3 separate regions of the Homo sapiens genome follow, and regions 1 and 3 are each linked to region 2. Evidence: chromatin loops called from intact Hi-C (ENCODE). Cell type or tissue: gastrocnemius medialis. All regions are shown on one strand.

Region 1 (2,500 bases), 98 kb after region 2:
GCTCATGCTCGTGGAGCTGGGGCTGGTTGTGGGGAAGCAGCTGCCAATAGCTCTGTCTACCTCTGGATCGGGTCAGTAAGGCACCTCATCTCCTGCAGGGCACACCATGTAGTGTCCAGGAGCTTCCCGGTTGGATTCCCACCCCAAGGTCAGCTGGGAACAGAACTGTCCAAGCCTGTTGGCCCTGTACCCTCTGTCCGTCAGTCTCACTGTCTGCTACGCTGCAGTCTGGAGGGAAGCATCAGCTCAGGAAGCCTGCCAGGGAGAGGGCAGCAGGCCGGGGACAGAGGGCAGGTGGTGGTAGCTGGAGACCATGTGACTCCTGGAGGCTGTGTGTGTCACAGGGCAGAGCTGGCCACTGGCTCTTCCCTTGGCTCAGCCTGAGAAGCCTTCACATGACATCTCTGTGGGAGCCTTCATGTTGTGGGCAGAGGAGAGGGAGGTGGGAGGGAAGAGGGAAGTGTTTTTAGGATCCAAGCTAGAAATACAAAATACATTTGTGAATCACAAGCTGATCCTCATCACATGACCACAATAGCTTTGCCAATGCAGAAATCAGGCTTCGGACACACATACGAAAAAATCTATCCTGCCCCTGCTATGTCTGGGCTGTGGTGGCCAAGAGAGTAAGAGAGTAAGAAAGTGGGGCACTGGAATTGGAGCAGGAGGCCAGGGAGCCAGCTATGCAGCCGGTCTCCATGTCCCAAAGCGTCACCAAAACCAGAACACAAAACCAGCCCCCATTCCAGCATTTTCTACATGCTTATTCATATGGTAATCTCATAACAGCCACATTTCCCAGTGGAAAACCGAGGCCCAGAGTGATTCCTCCATGTTCCATTTTCTTCCTTCCTTAGAGTTTCCAGGGTTCAATCTATATATATAATATTTTATTTTATTAATAAATATTAATAAAATTAATATATAATATATATAATAAAATTTATTAATAAAATTAATATATAATATAATATATAAAATATAATAACAATTGATATATATATAATATAAAATTTATATATATATAAATTTTTTTTTTACTTGTGCCATCAGCTCACTCTATCTCTCTGTGTCCCCAAACTGCATAGGGCAGGTCCTTCCTGCTGAAGGGATGTGGCGAGGATCCTGAAATTATCCCCACTCCATAAGAGAGAACTCCAGGCAGGCTGGGGCTCAAAGTCCCAAGTCTAAGAGGTTAGAAGTGCATGGGACTCTGAGTCAGGCTAGTCTAAACGGCTGCCAGGGTAAGAATGGGCCTGGCAAGCCTCTGAAAGCCCTGGAGCCTCCTTCCCCTCAGCAATGAGAGGAAAACCCCGAGGGTTCCACCAGCAGCCCCACCTCACCACCCACAGCGGGCCAAGAGCTTTATTTAGCTGAACTGAAATCTCACAGACCTGGAACATGACTCCTAAGCTGGTGTCCTTGCTGCCTAAGAGGACAAAAGCTCGTGAGTGGGCTTGGCCCCTCTGGGAAGACAGCCACCTGCCTCGTGCTTGCTGATTGTCTCACCTCGAGGGCTCTTACTTTTAAAATAACATTTAATATATTTAATCTCATTACTTAAGCAAGATCTATTCAGTGTAGAATATTTGGGAAATCCAGAAAAGTATCAACAAGGAAATTAAGTTTACCATAATCTTACCAATTAGAGACAAGCACTGTTAGAGTATTAATAGTTTTCTCCTTGATTCTTGAGTCATGGATATGTGTATAGTTCCAAAAAGCAAAACCAGAATTATGTTTTATATACATTTAAAAAGATAATGAGTTCTAACATACTATAGTAAAAGGCACAGTTCTCAAGTGTGCAGCTCAGTACATTTTCAATTTGTTACACCCTTGAGAACGTCACTCAGATCACAATATAGAGCATTGCCAGACCCCAGAGAGCCCACCCTGCCCTTCCTCAGTCAATAGCTACACGCCACCTCCAAGAAGTCATCAGTCTTGTGACTTCCATTGTTGTAGATTACATCTGCCTATTCCCGAGCATTGCACACATGGATTCATACACTATGTCCTTTTGTGTCTGGCTTCACTCACCCAATCTGTAGCATCTGCCACAAGCCTGGCCTCGAAAAAGCATGCCACATTGGCACGTTAAATGTATATGAGGTGCATGCTGAGGATTGAATGAATGAGTGAGTGAATGAATGAATGAGAGAATAGGCTTTAGCTGAGGTGTGGTCTCCCAACAGGATCCTGTGTTTTTAGTAACTATAATACCTGGTAGGCCACGGGGAAAGGGAGAGCAGGCAGGTGGCTGGTGGAATAGTCTGGGTGAGAAGAGGCGGCAACCCGAACTAGAAGGACGGTGGTGGGGACAGTGAGGAGGGAGCAGGTTGTACATGCCTGTCCCATCTGCCTGGCACTCATGAGCCCCATGAGAAGCAGGACAGATGTATTTTTAGAAATCCCCTCATACAGAGTAGCCACTCGACACTGTGTGGCTGCCTCACTGCCACAGAGTCCCAGGGACCAATGCCGAGCCCCCACAGGG
Region 2 (2,500 bases):
GGAGCTCTATTTCTTCAGCCTTTAATAGAAGTGTTACTGTGAGGGGTACGTGTATTTCATGTAACTATCTGCTGGATTCCACGTCTTCCCTCTTCACCACAGTGCCCCTTCCTCACCGAATCCTAAGCTGAGCTAGTACCTACACCCTCGTTTTCTAGAAGGAAAATTACCTTCATTCTGGATTTTAGGAAATGATATGCTGGACTTTTCAGACTATAGTTGAAAGAGGTTTAGATTAACCAAGGAGATCTTATTTCTTGTTTCAGTTCTACCAGTGGAGTCTTGAGCTCTTGCCCCTCCTTGACTCAGTTTCCCTCAGAAGTATGAGCTGTTTGAGCCAGGTGATCTTGAAACTTCCTCCCAGTTTTGATTCAGGGTTTCTAGTTTTCCCTTGGAAATTTAACTCTGCCACCTCCCCCTGCGCCCCACCCCCAGCCTGTGTCTCACAAATGGGTTAAATGGGAACAATTGAGAAGTGAAACAACTTTGCTATAGACCAGCTCGGAAGGATAATGAAATTCTCAACTTCTGATATGGAAAACTGTTAGAAAAATGCAGCTCCTGCTCCACTTGTGAAAAATAAAAAAGAAAAATGGTGTTTAATGTCATCTGTCACCCACAGTGGTGAATTTTACAAGTGGTCATAAGCACATTCCCCTCCCCCAACACGCAGCAGGGGAGGAGGAGGTGTTGGGTAAGCAGGAGCTTTTGGAAAGTGCGTGTCCCCAAACGAAAGCCAGATATCGGGGCCAGGCCTTGCTGGGGTTACCTTCCCGGTGCAGCCATGATTTATTTCCCGCAGGTCTGGGGACCGTAAGAGGGGATTCCAGAAGCTTCATGTGAGCAGTGAGGACCCAGTATCTTGGGGCTGCCTGCCAGTAAGGCGACCTCGCTCAGTGCCTGTCGACACCGTCTGCTGATTGGGAGCTGGCCGCGGCCGCCCAGGCCCTCGTGGCCTCTGGGTCATGTGAGAGACTTGGCAGGAGCCGGTGCTCACTGAATCCGGTATTCGGGTGGAATCTGTGCCACGGAGCTGTCAGCGTGACGGTGTCAGCAGGTTCACCTGCCTGTGCCAGAGGAAGGGCCACACGCCAGGCAGCCTTCTGGGCCATCCTGTCATCCTGCTCTGCAGCTGACAGAGACACCCACAGTCGCATCACTCAGCCGTTTTGCTGACAGCCCGGATGTGCCTTTGAACAGCCTGCATTTAGGGTGCTGCGGGAGGAACCCTGCACTCCTGCTGCTGATGAGCTGGGCTCTGCACAGCGAGCAGGAAAGAAGGAGGAAGAGCTTTCTGGATGTCAAATCTCACGGGAAGATCCACAGAAAATTTGAGGAGTAAAAAGTAAACCAGTCAGCCGAGACTAGATCAAAGATTCCTCTGTGCCTGACTGCAGACCTGTGGTGACTGAAGAATGCTATCATTCCACAGCAAAAATGGAAAAACACAGCCAGGAGAATCAATCTCATAAACCTAATGTCACTTGAGGAAATGTTCTTTATTTTTAGATAAGGAATATTTTTGCAACTTTTTAATGTTGATTCTTTCTCTCTAGAAAACAATGGTGATGTTAGATGGTAGTTGGTTTTTGAACAGTACCCACTTGACAACCCTATGTACATCCTGTGTAGTTGAAAAAAAGTTTTACTGATTCATAAATTCCAAAAATCTAGGAACCATTGGACTCTCAGAGGACTCATGGAGAGTGACAGGAGAAAGGGCAGAAGGGCAAGGTTAGATGGTGGAAGGCCTTGCTCTAGAAGCTCTGTGATAGCAGGGAACCACACTATGGTAGCCCTGGGTTCTAGCACATGGGTTGGTAAACTTTTTCTACAAAGGGCCTGGTAGTAAATATTTGAGACTTTTGGACTGCACTGCCTTTGTGACAACTATTTTTGCCCTCTTGGCATGAAAACCTCCATAGACAATGATATGTAAATAAATATGTAAATGAAAAAGTGTAACTGAATTCCAATTAAACATTATTTATGTATGTATTTATTTTTGAGGCAGGGTCTCACACTGTCACCCAGGCAGGAGTGCAGTGCTGCCATCACGGCTCATTGCAGCCTCAGCCTCCTGGGCTCAAGTGCTCCTCCTGACTCATTTTCTAATTTTTTTATTTTTAGAGATGAGGTCTCACGATATTGCCCAGGCTGGTCTTGAACTCCTGGGCTCAAGTGATCCTCCCACCTCAGCCTCCTGAAATGCTGGGATTACAGGCATGAGCCACCAGGACTGGCAATAAAACTTTATTTATAAAAACAGGTGGTGGGCCTGATTCGGCCTAGGGGTTGTTGTTGGTTGACACCAGTCTAGCGCAACATCTAGTATCTAGTAGGTGTTCAGTAAGTATTTATTGAATTGATATGAATTGTTTCTAGCAGGCAAAGAGGAGACATTGGAGGTGTGTGAGATAGGATTTTAGAAAGATCGCTGTGGTAGACTGTGTAAGATGGATGGAGGAGGCATGAAACAGAGCCAAGGTGCTGGGTAAGG
Region 3 (2,500 bases), 190 kb after region 2:
ACAATTTACATTTATGAACATGAAGCTAACTAAAATCACTGCAATAATATCTAGAGAAATAAGTAAATAAATTTGAAGGAGATGATTTATTATTGAAACACTGGGCTCATTTTTGCCCTAATATAGCAGTGTATCTTGATTAAAGAAAAATCCAAATTATGGGAATTTCATTTTCCAAACAAGTCACAATTAACACTGGAAAATCAAAAGCTGGCTCCAGTCTGCAGCGATAATTTTCTTTAGTCCATATATATATATATTTTTTGGATACCAATTGAATCTTTCCCACCCCATGCTCCCACAAAAAAAAAAAATCAGACATACAAATCACAGAAATTGTTGGCCTTTTTGAAGTATGCTACAGCCTCATTTCTTTCCATTCTTACTGCCAGCACCTATTACAAACCATTATCCTCTCTTCTCTGAATTGTCTCAAAAACCTCCTAGCTGATCTCCATGCACCTGTTCTTATGCTCCTCTCACGTCAACACTGCAAGTAAAGTGATTTTTTAAAAAACACGATCTGATCTTGTTTCACGCTTGCTTAAACCCTCTCTGTGGCCTCTCATGCTCTTAGATTAACCCAATTCTTTAACATGGGCCAGAGGCTTCGCAGGATTTGGCCCTGCCTGACTCTGCTTCCAGTCACTCTTGTCCTTGCTCACACTAACACTTTCCCATTTCAGAACCTTTGCACATTCTAATTCCTCTGCCTGGAAAATTCTACCTTTACCCTCACCTAGCTAACTCCTGCTCCCCATCAGGTCTCAGCTTTCATGTCACTTCCTTGGAGAAGACCCCATGCTCTTCCAGGCCCTGCAACACACTTGTAATTGCTTTGTCAACATCCATCATCCCACCAGACTATACGTTGCTTGAGGCCAGACTTGATATCTATCTGGTCTGCAGCCCTATGTTCAATGCCTAGCCCAGTGCCTGATGCACACTGTGTTTTACCAGCTCAAAGATGCATATTTTTTCCTATTTTTACAAATTTGAAATCAGGATCCATCTTTCAATCATTCATATGTCATAGTTTATTTGGCAGCATTTTTCTTTCCTAGTGTGGGTGAAATAATTGTGTATCTTACAATCAGAAGTATCTTACATTTAAAGAAATGGTGGCTGCCAAATGAATGACTACCTGTAATGAAAATGCCAGTAGTTCCTTTTTTTGTGTGTGTGTGCCTGAACACAGAAATTCTACTACTTATGAATGGCTGGGTTCTGAAAGGCAGTTTGCAAGCAGCGAAGCTAGAGAGCCAGCTGCTGGTTTCCTCCATTGGTAGTGGGTGGCATCGATTTGTCTTTACTCTAGTACTAGCTAGACATTATGCATGTTGGACGTTCACAGGGAGAGGAATGTTGTATCTGGGACAACTCATGCAAGCTCCTGCCTGCTGCTCTGGTGTCTGCTGATTCAACTTCTGTCAACACAATTCCATGTCCCAACCACTGCTGTCAGCACCTCCCCTGCCAAAGCTGATGTCACATCAGCTGCCCCAGCTCAGATCAGCTCCCCCATCACTGTCCTCCTTACACGCCAAATAGCTGTTTCTCCTGGCCAGCTGAACAGAGCAGTCCTTTGGTGTTCAGAAGACATCTTTCTCTATCATATATTCAGATGCCTATGTTGGGAATGCAGCCAAAGCCCTGAGAGAGAAGCAAGGTGCTACAGAGTGCTTGATCACTCATCACATTCCCGCCTTGACCATTGGTCCAGAGCCCTGAGGCTACCGGAATGGGTGAATCACTTCTTCTTGGAATCCCAGCATAACTCTGGGGCAATTCTAACAGAGAAGCAGCTATATATAGGGCCCAATACCTTCCAGTTTTGTCTTTTACATAAAACATTAGCTTGTTTTTCCCCCTTCTTAGGAATCAGCTTTTCCTCTGATGGAGGTTGTTTCACTCTGACCTTATCCTGAGAAAACTCCCTCCTTATCTGTGGGCATGTCTTGACTCTAGCAGAAGTAGACATAAGTAGAGCGGGTTTGTTCATTGACTGTGGCCTTTGATAAGTTGCATCCATGATAGACGAGGCTGCTATTTCTGGGTGTCCGCCCCCATCATTACCCATGCCCGGGGCTTTACAAAATAGCTGGGTTGAATCACACTGACAGAATCTTTTAGTCACTTTCAATTCTGCCAAGGAAATATAGGCATGAGCTTTCAGATTCTAAATTAACTTTGATTCCTACCAGATCCCAGTCCCTTTTAGGTCACAAAGCATCTGAAAACTCAGTTGAACACTTTCATTTAAAAAAAGGAAAGAGAACAGATAAGGGATAAATAATTGAAGCCAATAAAGGATTAAGATCTATGTCAAATAAAGATTTTATCCAAAATGTAAGAAAAACGGAGATCCCAATAAACTATTGAGATCTGTCCAAACTTTCCAACCCTGAATGGAAGCCAAGACAGAAATATCCAGTTAAAGGGGTCACTGAAATGTGGTTGGCTGAGGACTTTCCCCTCAAGAGCAGCTCATCCTGGCATT

Evidence for each region. Peaks named below come from ENCODE experiments on the same cell type or tissue, not always from the same donor. Only the 100,000 strongest peaks of a DNase experiment are listed, where the experiment ranks them.
Region 1: a loop joins it to region 2, with 9 times the contacts of the local background. A loop is called at or near these places in 5 of 110 quality-filtered maps.
Region 3: a loop joins it to region 2, with 5 times the contacts of the local background. A loop is called at or near these places in 4 of 110 quality-filtered maps.

Annotation. Positions count from the first base shown.
Region 1 is chr9:99,356,477-99,358,976 of GRCh38, forward strand. The region is part of intron 5 of NAMA (non-protein coding RNA, associated with MAP kinase pathway and growth arrest); the gene reads right to left. Among named protein-coding and RNA genes, the nearest start is that of NAMA, 18 kb to the right of the region's middle. In gastrocnemius medialis, no CTCF peak of the experiment used is centred here; DNase peaks (open chromatin) are centred at 265, 1,325, 1,985 and 2,385; H3K27ac peaks cover 2,500 bases.
Region 2 is chr9:99,258,624-99,261,123 of GRCh38, forward strand. No RefSeq gene overlaps it. Among named protein-coding and RNA genes, the nearest start is that of SEC61B, 38 kb to the left of the region's middle. RefSeq lists an enhancer at 1,265-1,314. In gastrocnemius medialis, no CTCF peak of the experiment used is centred here; a DNase peak (open chromatin) is centred at 1,058; H3K4me3 peaks cover 1,533 bases; H3K27ac peaks cover 2,500 bases.
Region 3 is chr9:99,444,058-99,446,557 of GRCh38, forward strand. The region is part of intron 2 of LOC107987011 (a long non-coding RNA gene); the gene reads right to left. Among named protein-coding and RNA genes, the nearest start is that of NAMA, 70 kb to the left of the region's middle. In gastrocnemius medialis, no CTCF peak of the experiment used is centred here; DNase peaks (open chromatin) are centred at 1,444 and 1,704; H3K27ac peaks cover 1,419 bases.